Regions from separate parts of the Homo sapiens genome. Here region 1 is linked to region 2. Evidence: chromatin loops called from intact Hi-C (ENCODE). Cell type or tissue: PC-3. All regions are shown on one strand. Links, peaks and the distances in the headings refer to the core of each region. The heading gives the core; the rest is flanking DNA. Region 1 has its middle 84 kb from the start of LINC01122. Region 2 has its middle 64 kb from the start of LINC01795.

Region 1 (5,388 bases), core at 73-5,072, 97 kb after region 2:
AGCAACCACGTGATTTGATTAGGCACACCCGGATAGTCCAAGATAGTCTCCCTCTCTCATAGTCTTTAACCTTAATCACATTTGCGGAATCCATTTTGCCATAGAAAGTTTCATATTCACAGGTTCCAAGGATTAGGATGTGAACACTTTTGTTGCCCTATTATTCTGCCTAATCTTTAATTCTGCTTTCTTCTTAACCATGTTAGAATTTAATTCTGCTTTCTTCTTAACTGTGGCCTATGTTAGGCCACTCTAGAAGCAGTGGCCAAGGCAAGGATCCCAGTGCCTTTGAAGTTTAAAAATACAAGTTTCTTTGGGAGTAACACCAAAAAATGCTGATAAGGGAGTAGAGAGAAGAGACAGGAAATTAAAGAAATACAAGATAAGGTGTATTAACAAGCAAGTTACCACTGGGATATTCTGAGAGTTAGTGTAAGACTAAGAGTTATTCTAATGGAGGAGTGAGGAGTTTGTGGCATTTGTCCTCCAAATCTCTATCTTTATTGGTTTGAGCTGCTTCTAAGGGTATTATCTCTCTGGCATTGCTGGCTTGTCGTACATGTGGGCCAAGCATATTCCCCCAGCCAGGCTGAATACCTCAAGCAAAGATTATAGGTGTTCACAGCAAGCAGCTTTCAGTGTGAAGAAATGAGTGCTTGGAGTTTATGTGTGGGGCACCCATGGCTCTGCTACCCCACCCCCCAGATTTAGTTATTCACTAAGTCTTATGTTTTGTTATTCCTACATTAATTTCTTTGCACTTCCCTCTTTCTAGTACTACAATTGAGATCAGCCTTTCTGCATCAGTCTACTAATCTGTTCTATTCCACTCTAATTTGTGCTATATATGGCTCAAAATTTGTCTTCCTGAAAAATATGGCTTTTCGAGTATTACTTAGACAAGCAAGCAAAGAAAAGTCTCCACTGATTTCTCATTAGCTGTAGGAAAATGTGAAAAGAGAAGTCTTCAGCCTAGCGAGCCCTCAGGTAATTCCATTCTAGCCACATGATACCTTATCTTTGTCAATTCTTATGCTTATACTGTCCTATATATATCAACTTTACCCTGTCCCTGGAGACCGGAAGTATTAATCCAATTTGCCTAACTATGCTTTTGTTTTGTTCATAGTCCTTAAGTCTTCAGATCTAAGCCTGGCTGATATGGAACTTTTCACCTGGCCCAGGTGAGACATTCTTGTCTCATTACTCATTACTTGTCTTATCACTATTTTTGAGCCCATCTTATGATTTCCTTTCCTCTTGCTCTTGATCATAGAGTTTCTTTTTCTAGGCTAATGATCTAATACCTGCCATCCTTGAAGGTTCGGATAAAACCTTTCCCTTCTTTATTTAGCCTTCCATTAGCCCATCCCAGCTGGAAGTGAGGTATCTCTCTTCTCTGAAAGCTTTAAAACTACTATTTTAGCTTTTATTATTTTGTGTTCATAATTTTAGCTATTTTTTCATAGAATGTAAGTTTAATCACTTCAGACAGGTTCTAAGGTCTTTGAAGATAACAGAATATCATACTCTCTTACCTCTCAAATCCTAGAATATTTTGATTGTAGTATGTACTCTTTAGCTATTTGTTGATACATTTGTCAGACACAAGTAATCTGTTTTGGAAAAGTGTGCACAGTATATTTCAAAGTGAAAACTAATAAAGAAAAAATAATCAGTATTTCAGTGATGTGCTACTGTTGCGCTACAAAGCAATTCATTACTTGAGTTAAATGATAAAAAATCTAATTCTCTTTTTTCTTACTTCAGCAAAGCAATTTTTTTAAAGTTAAAGAAACCAACACATTTAAAACTAAGATATCTTAAAAGTATGAACAAGTTTGGATGTTTCTCCTCTATTCTTAACCTAGACCTAAGAGATGTGGTGAGGATGACAAAGTCCTGTTCCATTTTGAAAACTGCTGAAACACCCTTAAAAAGTGTTTGTACTTTTTTATTTAAAATTTTCAAATTTCCAAAACTAATTTAAAAAGAATCTAGGATACGACTTTACTTGCAAAGCATATATATCCAGTGGCTTCTTGGATGCTGGTGTTTCCATTTTTCATTGGGGGAAAAAATAAATGCTCCATTTTCATTTTGATCTCCTTTGTCAAGTGTGAGGCCTGCAAAAGGTTGGGAAGCATGGCTAATTATTTGTTATGGTATCAGCATAGCTTTTCTTTTGTGCATAATTTTACACCTCAGAGTCTGTGCTTTGGGGTGCTTTTTCAGTGTTGGAAATAGAACTTCACAGTGCCTTTAATCAGGCTCTTTGGACCAACAGGCATTGTAGTACTGCCAGCAGAATAGGACAAAGTTACCTGCCAAGGGGAGCATCCTTTGTTATCTCCGACCTCATTAATACCAATCAATTGAGTTAACAATCAACACATACTGCTTGGATTACTCAACCCTGGGAGTTTAAAAATACTCATGCCTGAGCCCCACCTGCAGACATTCTAAGGTCTGGTCTGTGTTCTGGGCATCTGAATTTTGAAATTAGCCCTAGGTGATTCTAAAGAGCAGCCAAAACTAAAAACCACAGGTCTGATCCCTACTGTCCCCCGAAGCCTGATAGAATATGGATATCATGGATTATAGAGCTTATAGATAATATAGAAATCATCTACTCTCCTCTCTGATCTGAAACAATTTATGAGCTGAGCAAGCAGATCTGGCAGTATTAAGAGAAGTGACTCATACAACAGGAGTCACGGCTAAACTTCAGGTCTCCTAACTTACGGGCCATAGTCCTTCCCTACTTAAAGTATGGTCATGGGACCAGCAGTGTCACTTGGGAACTTATTAGAAATGCAGAACTTTAAGCCCTACCGCTGATCCCCTGAATCAGAATCTGTTTTCAATGAATTCCCCAGGAGACTCGAATTCACATACTTTTGAGAAGTGTTCATCTTTACCATTGCTTAACTGTTGTCTCTTATAGGTTAGAATCTCATTTATCTCTGTATCCTCAACATCTAGCACAATGTCTGGGACATGTGCATTTTAAATGCATTTTTGCTACAAAAGATGTTAGACATGTACTTTAAAACATTTATTCTTTGAATAGATGAACTTTATTATACTTTCCATATACTGTTCCATGTTTCATCTTTATGAGCCTTTATTGTGTACTTTAAGTATACTTATTTTGTACTAGGCATTGTAACTACGAAGGTAAATGAGATATTTTCTAGGAGGTCACTATCTAGTTGGAGAAGAGGGATCGTAAACAGATATAATACATGGAGTTAGAAACACAATGGAAACAGTGTGGCATAAGAGCCCACAATGGAAACAGTGTGGCATAAGAGCCCACAATGTTTGCCATGGGAATGTGAAGAAAGAACACTGGGTTTGGGTCTTCGGGTGGTCTTGGGGTTTGAAGGGCAAAGCTGACTTCAGATAGCTATTAGGAGCCAGCCAGATGATGGAGATGAGGGATGCAGGTAGCACTGCTCAAAGGGTGGTTTAAGAAGAGACAGCAGCCTAGGCAAAGACTCAGAGATACCTTGTGCATCAAAATAGAAGGAAAACTACACTTAAGAGTGGCTACTCTTGAGAATCCAGTAGAAGGATGACTAGAGGTGGGGTGTAGGGAAGAGAAGAGGGTTCCTGTGTTTCTTATCCACCTGGATTTAGATGTAAAGGAAAATATTTAGAAAACCAAGGAACAGCCCAAAATTTTACAACTCGGAAATATCAATATTAATTGCATGTGAACTGAGAAATGCCTTACAGTCCAGATTTTTTTTTTTTTTTTTTTTTTTTTGAGATGGGGTCTTACTCTGTCACCCAGGCTGGAGTGCAGTGGCATGATCTTGGCTCACCGCAACCTCCGCCTCCTGGATTCAAGCAATTCTCCTGCCTCAGCCTCCCGAGTAGCTGGGATTACAGGCATGTGACACCAAGCCCGGCTAATTTTGTATTTTTTTTAGTAGAGATGGGGTTTCTCCATGTTGGTCAGGCTGGTCTTGAACTCCTAATCTCAGGTGATCTGCCCGCCTCAGCCTCCCAAAGTGCTGGGATTACAGGCAAGAGCCACCGCGCCCGGCCTACAATGACAGGATTTGGAGATCTTGTCATTGTGCTTTCCTGGTCTAAATCCTCAGAACTGCCTAGCATTCACAATCAACAATAAGCAAAGAGCAGTCCACTTCAATCCAGACAGAATCATATAATTCCATTACCTTCAAAGTACCTTTCCTTTTCAAATGAGACTGTGAGTTTAAAGAAGCATTGTCGAGTAGGGTAACTACTAGCCACATGTAGCTGTTGAGCTTTTGAAATGTGGTTAGTCTAAATTGAATGGTGCTGTAAGTGTAAAATGCATACCAGATTTGGAAGACTTACCAAAATAATGTAAGATATCTCAATTTTTTATATCAATGACATACTGAATTGGTAATATTTTGGATACATTGGGGTAAAAATATATTAAAATCTATTTTACCTGTTTCTTTTCACTTTTTTAATGTGAAAATTAAAATTATGTATGTGGCTCACATTATATTTCTGTGAAAAGAGTTGGCCTAGATTATTTAAACCTGAAGATGCCACCGAATAATGACCTTTCTCTTCTTACCCTGGAAACTCACTCCCATCTTCTACCCTGGTAACTGACTCCATATGGGGCTCCAGAAGCCTTGGAAGTGGTTTTAGCTTTTAAGTTGTAGAGGTAAAGTTTTTTAATAATTGTGTCAAGTTGGGATAAAGTAAAATGAATAACAGGTAAAATTTTGCCTTTATCAAGTATTTAAAATTTTTTATTTTAGTATATCTCTTAAACATCCCTGCAGTTATTTTTATTTAATGGTTATGCAAGTTTATGACTTGTCCAACTCTTTCCCTCTGAAGCCTGAATAAAATGCCATTGTCAAATACACCCTTTCTAATCTGTGTTATTTGACATACAGTAGGTAGGACAGAGCTTTAGGTTCTATTTTCACTTCAGTGCAGATGTGAAAGTTCCAGTTAATGAGAGCGTAGTGTAAGTGTTTGTGTTTCAGGAAGAAAAGGCTCCCTGAATCTGCCTTAAAGCTTTAGATATTCTGTACAGGGAATAAAGTGATAGGCTCAAATTAACTGTGGCCAGACAGATCCACATGATATGAATATAAATGTTTAAGTTTTGTTCGAATTAAGGTTCTTGGTATCAAGGAAAGTGCTTTCTCACTAGGCAAGTCAGAATCACTGTATCTTACTCCTCTGCTGGGACATATAGTATGGGTTTTTCATTGAACTCAACTATGAGATTTTATTCAAGTCCCTTATTTGGATACATTTAAAGGTAGCTTCAGTAGTCTAAAATTTTCAGTCCACATTTTTGGGGGTCTTCATAAATCTTTCCTGATTACATCAATGGTGATGTGGTTAATTGGAAAA
Region 2 (5,388 bases), core at 176-5,175:
ATGTTCCCATAGATAATCAAAAAATATGAATACATAATTTCCAAATGAGGAAATAAAAAAAGATAGCAAATGCCAAAAGAAAAAAATTTCCTCATAACAAACCGAGGATTTTTCCATGGCTTCTCTGTTTAAAAACAAGCCAACAATAAAGGAATGCTGTTTTCCTTAAAGTTTGATAGATATTTTCTGAGACTGTCTCTGATCTTTGTACCATAAAAACTGTTTTTAAAACGCTCATTGTGATAATTAAAATAATACAAATAAACAGTGAATGTTTTCCTCCCCCAAGAAAGATACGTATTTATTGAGACTCATTTCTAGAATATACAAATATATGTATGTTTATGAAAAAATGACACAATACCTTATGTATGTTACGTAATTTTCTTTTTTAACTAAAATGTTTCACTTCACAATAACATAACATTTTATTGTCAATTCATACAGAATGACCTGATTCTTTTTAACAGCAACATATTCCATTATATGCATCCATACTTTCTTTAGCTACTCTCACTTTGATAGACTTTTAGGTTGTTTAAAAACATAAGCACCTACAAGAGGCAATTTTAAAATTTAGTCTAGGTTTTTATGCAGTTAAAGAAGATAATTATATACATATTTAATATTACATAATTTATTTTCTTTATTGATTAATTCACTCTGGAGCCAATGTACTGCTAGAGGAAAGCAGTATCCTATAGACAGCCTTATGGAGAAAAGGATAACATCCACTCTTATGAAAAAGGGGTATGTTTTCCAAAACAGAGGTGGAGATATATGTCAGGATTAAAATAGTCTGGCATGAGAACACACCTTCATTATTCACCAAAAATAATGAATTAGTAAAGGGATTACCTATCTTGAGTTATGTTTTAGTATTACTATTATACATGCAACATGTTTAAGTAAATTGTTTGACAATTCATGTATTTATTTGTAAACAGGTTCCTAATTACTGTGTGCATCAGGAATTATGTCAAAAATTGCTTATTTCCATTCTTCAATAAGGGAGTCAAAATAGTCATTGTGTTCAGCTGCCTCTGGGTTAGCCCTCACAACTTTACTTACTATAAACATTATGAAGACAATCACCCTTATAAAGTTGCTGAAACCAGTTCTTTTTATTCCCCAAAGAAATAGTCTACCATCATTTACTTTCTCTAACCCTGGTTTCAGAAGCTCAAAGCAGTAGCAACATCAACTGACCTAGACTTTTATTCAATTTCTCTTACCTGTCACCCCTCTGATGGTAGTGACCATGAGCACATGCATGAACCAGAAGTAAATCAATCTTCAGATGAAGGGAAAGAAACAGAAACCTAAAAATCAGTGTCTGCATGAAGAAAACATTGTCATTTAGAAAGGTGTTTGTTCATGGTGTAAAGATTTGCAGAGTTATTTTATACATCCTCGTTGTTATGTTTTCCAATAGCAATGTAATGTAATTGAATAAATACCCGAACAAATATGAATTTGCTAATTTTTGTAGTATTCCTTATCAAACAAAGTACTAAGCCCCAAGTTTTATTGAAACATTTGGTATGTTGTCCTAATTTTAAAATTTGTTTGTTCTTTGCAGGTAGAACTAGATGAAGGATACAAGTATGAATAAAATGTTAAACTACTCACAATTTCTTTGAAACAATGCAGGTGTATTGAATATTCTGCATATTCCCAGCTATGCAGCACTGCCTCCCTCAATTCATATTCCTTTTTGTGCTTCAAAGACTTGTTTAGGTCATTCTTCTAATTATGTTTATATTGTAGACTTGCTTATCCTGTGACAGCATTATGAGTGGTTATCACATTCTAAAATGCCAGATACTTCTTAATTGTAATGGTGCCTACTTTTTTATTGAAACTATTCATATTTTATTACTGTAAACAACTTTGATCATAATGATGCCATTCAAAAGAGCTGATCAAGCTGAGAAAAATGACAGTACAGTCGTAAAGTCACTCTATACGTAGCTATTAACATTTTATAGTGTATACAAGGAAAAGTGTTTTAAGTTGCAACCATAGACAAATAAGAAAATTAATTTTAAACATAATCCTATGTTTTTAAGATTGGAAATAGTCTACTTAAATAATTATTGCCAACAAATACTTTTACATTTCAACACATGACCTTCAATACAAAAAACAACATATAGTGGATTGTGCATTAGAGAAATTCAAATCATCTTACTTTGCCAGGGTAGAAAACAAGGTCTTTCATTCCTAGAAACAAATAAGAAAGAAACACATCATAACCTCACTTCAAAGCTATTCTCTGGTTACATTCCAGAAGCGACAAGGTTATAGATGAGGAGTTTTAAGAGACACATTCTTACGGCACTTCTAGGATATAACACTCTCTTCAAATGAAATCAAAGACACTTACTGGGTCCCTACTATGTATGTGATGTGTTGCAAAGTATGGCAGAGAACATGGCCTGTGACATAAGGAAGCCTATAATCGAGTTGAGGAGAGATGAGATAAACACATGAACAATTAAATACTAGAATCTCAATTCCACAAATATTTAAATAACAGTATGACAACAATAGAAGCAATACAAGGCCATGTGTATACCTAATGGCCAAGAAAACTAAAGACAAACAGCCACTGCTGGAATTCAGAGGGAGAGTTCTAGGTTGGGGTGGTGAAATAATTTTTTATAAAGGAATTCTTTAGCTGGGTCTTGAAAGACTGGTAATAATAACGTTGCATGTTTGCTTAATGTTTTGTAAGGTGTTGGAAAGTATTTGAAGCTGTAGGACAAACATGACTTATCTTTCTGTAGTATCAATTTTAGTTAGAATATTTTAAAACATATAAAAATAAACAGGGATTGACTATTACTATTATTCATTATGTAAACCATCAATAATGGTGACTAAAATTGTGAATCACTTTGGTCTTGGCAATGACTAAGTGCTACACATATATGTTATTGCTTATCATGGAATCTGTCACTTATAATGAAATTGAAACTTTTATTTTCACAGAGAAATAATGGGTCTAAGAGATTTTATAGGTTGCTGTAAAATATATTTTCTCCTTCTTGGGATATCTTTTGCTCAGGAAGCATGGCTAGTCAGGTGGTTTCACTGACATAATTGGCTTTGATTCTCATGACAATCACTGTGTAAGAAGCACAGGGTTTAAAGATGAACAAAGTAAAGCTCAATCTCTTAGTGGCTAACCAAGGTTCATTCAGATAAGAGTTGTCTAATGACTCAAAGTACAGTGCTTCTACTCTAATGGCAAATGAACTCAGGCCAAGGTAGGTGATACAGTGGATTGCAGTGGGGCTGGGGGTGAAACAGTAGGTAGAGATGACAGAGAACTGGACAATATCCTCCTAAAGGCATGTAGATTCAACAAAGAAATTTCAAGCCCTGGAGAGCAGGATGGGGTGGGGTCAAGGGGAACTTTGAGATTTATTTAAATTGTTTGTTAAAAATTTACAGATGGGAGTGGCTTCAAGATGGCTGACTGAAAGCATCCAGCACTCATCTCCTCCACAAAGAACCAAAATAGCAAGTAGATAATCATACTTCAAATACAGCGTCTAAGAGAGAACACTGAAATTCAATAGAGAAATGACAGGAAAGAACTGAGGCGTGGAAGGAGAAGGAAGTGAGCAGCCAACTCGGCCAGGATCATCTGAGAGCCCAAAGATAATCCCCAGTGTGGGGAAACAGTAAGAGAGAACCCAGAAGTCCATATTCCTATCATAGATTCCTGCAACCCAAGCCATGGGAGAGCCTCATGATCTTTGTGGGCCCTGAAATTAGCGTAAGGAGCTGCCTGGGAGCCATGAACAGCATTTCTCCAGAGAGGGAGCTCATACAGGGTTCCACACACCCCCAAAGTCTTAAGCAGCTGCAGCATGGTGTCATTTTGAGAGCCCAGCCCCCACCAGACTGCAACCTCCCATGAGACCCAATAGGCCCTGCATCTCCATATCCCTGGAGCCCCACTGATATTCCCTCTTGTCTTCCTGGAAGGCTATAGTGGCACAATGCTAGTTGCATCCAGCAGAGCAGCAGGATCCCCAGCTAGCACAAACAACGTTGTGCACCCCATTGAAGGGATGGTGCCATGCACTGAGAGGCTGTCTCTGGGACAAAGGGAGCCAAAGCATGTGTTCTTCAGAGACTTAAACCTGCCTGCCTGAGTCCACTGCCACTGATAGCAATCTTCTTCCACCAGCAGCAGGGCTGCTGCATTCTTGCACACTCCCTGAGAACAGAATCTCCTTGCTCACAACAACCACCACTGCTGTTACTAGGGACAGAAGCACATGCTGCTAGTAGTGACACCCTTGTCCCACCACCAGCAGCAGGGCCTTGCATATTTGCACATGCCAAAGGGCTGGCTATCCCATCCTCTGCCACCAGTGTTGCCATCACCCAAGCACTCTGCTGGGGACCTGGGATCACTCTGGCCTGCCTACAACAGCCTGCACCTGTGCACACCACCAGGGGGCCTGAAGACAACCCCAGCTGGCCATATACCATCCGATCCTAGTGCCCAAGCTTGCTACCTGGGAGCCTGGGGATCACTGCAACCCACCGACCACCACTGATATCTGAGCACTCCTCCCAGAGGCCCAAGGATAGTCCCAACCAGCCTGCCACTATGATAGCCAGCACCCAACTACATGCACGACCTGGGAACATGGGAACTGGTTGCCTTGCCCATTGCAGCCAATGCTAAAACCAGCATGTGCTGCTTGGGAGCCCAAGGTTTGTCCCATCACTACTACTACTATCATCCATGCCACACTCGCTGCCCAGGGGCTCAAGGACCCCTCCATCCACTTGACCCACTGTTGTCCACTGTCAGCACCCAAGCAAGCTGCTTGGAAGCCCAAGAATTGGCCTGCTAGAAACTGCTTACAACAGCGCCTATGTATACTGCCTGCAAACCCAAAAACAGGCACAGTTGGCCTGCTGCTTCCACCACTGGGGCCTGACATTCACATTCCTAGAAAATCCTCACCACAGCCTCCACTAATAACCACACCCTAAGCCACTGAGGAAGTCACAGACAGCACTGAAGCTATTTACAGTGAAAAAATAACATGGAGACTATACTACTGCATGCACCCAGAATCAAAGCTAAAGTACCCTACCAAACTAACACCATGGATAGAACTTCAACAAAAAGTCTCCCCCAGTGAGAGCCAATCCAACAAGTTGGAAGAAGCAACTGTTATACCACATACACAGATATAAACATCAGGACACAAGAAAATGAAAAAGCAATCAAATATGAAACCTCGAAGGGATCATAATAATTCTCCAGCAACAGATTTCAATGAAAAAGAAATTTATGAGATCCTAGAAAATGAATTCAAAATAATGATCCCAATTAAAGAAGCTCAGTGA

Evidence for each region. Hi-C counts contacts between places; a loop is a spot of excess contacts. Peaks named below come from ENCODE experiments on the same cell type or tissue, not always from the same donor. Only the 100,000 strongest peaks of a DNase experiment are listed, where the experiment ranks them.
Region 1: a loop joins it to region 2, with 5 times the contacts of the local background. A loop is called at or near these places in 1 of 110 quality-filtered maps.

Annotation. Positions count from the first base shown.
Region 1 is chr2:58,434,306-58,439,693 of GRCh38, forward strand. No RefSeq gene overlaps it. Among named protein-coding and RNA genes, the nearest start is that of LINC01122, 84 kb to the right of the region's middle. In PC-3, for the core only: no CTCF peak of the experiment used is centred there; a DNase peak (open chromatin) is centred at 2,726.
Region 2 is chr2:58,336,798-58,342,185 of GRCh38, forward strand. No RefSeq gene overlaps it. Among named protein-coding and RNA genes, the nearest start is that of LINC01795, 64 kb to the left of the region's middle. In PC-3, for the core only: a CTCF peak has its summit at 4,436; DNase peaks (open chromatin) are centred at 2,944 and 3,174; H3K27ac peaks cover 1,951 bases.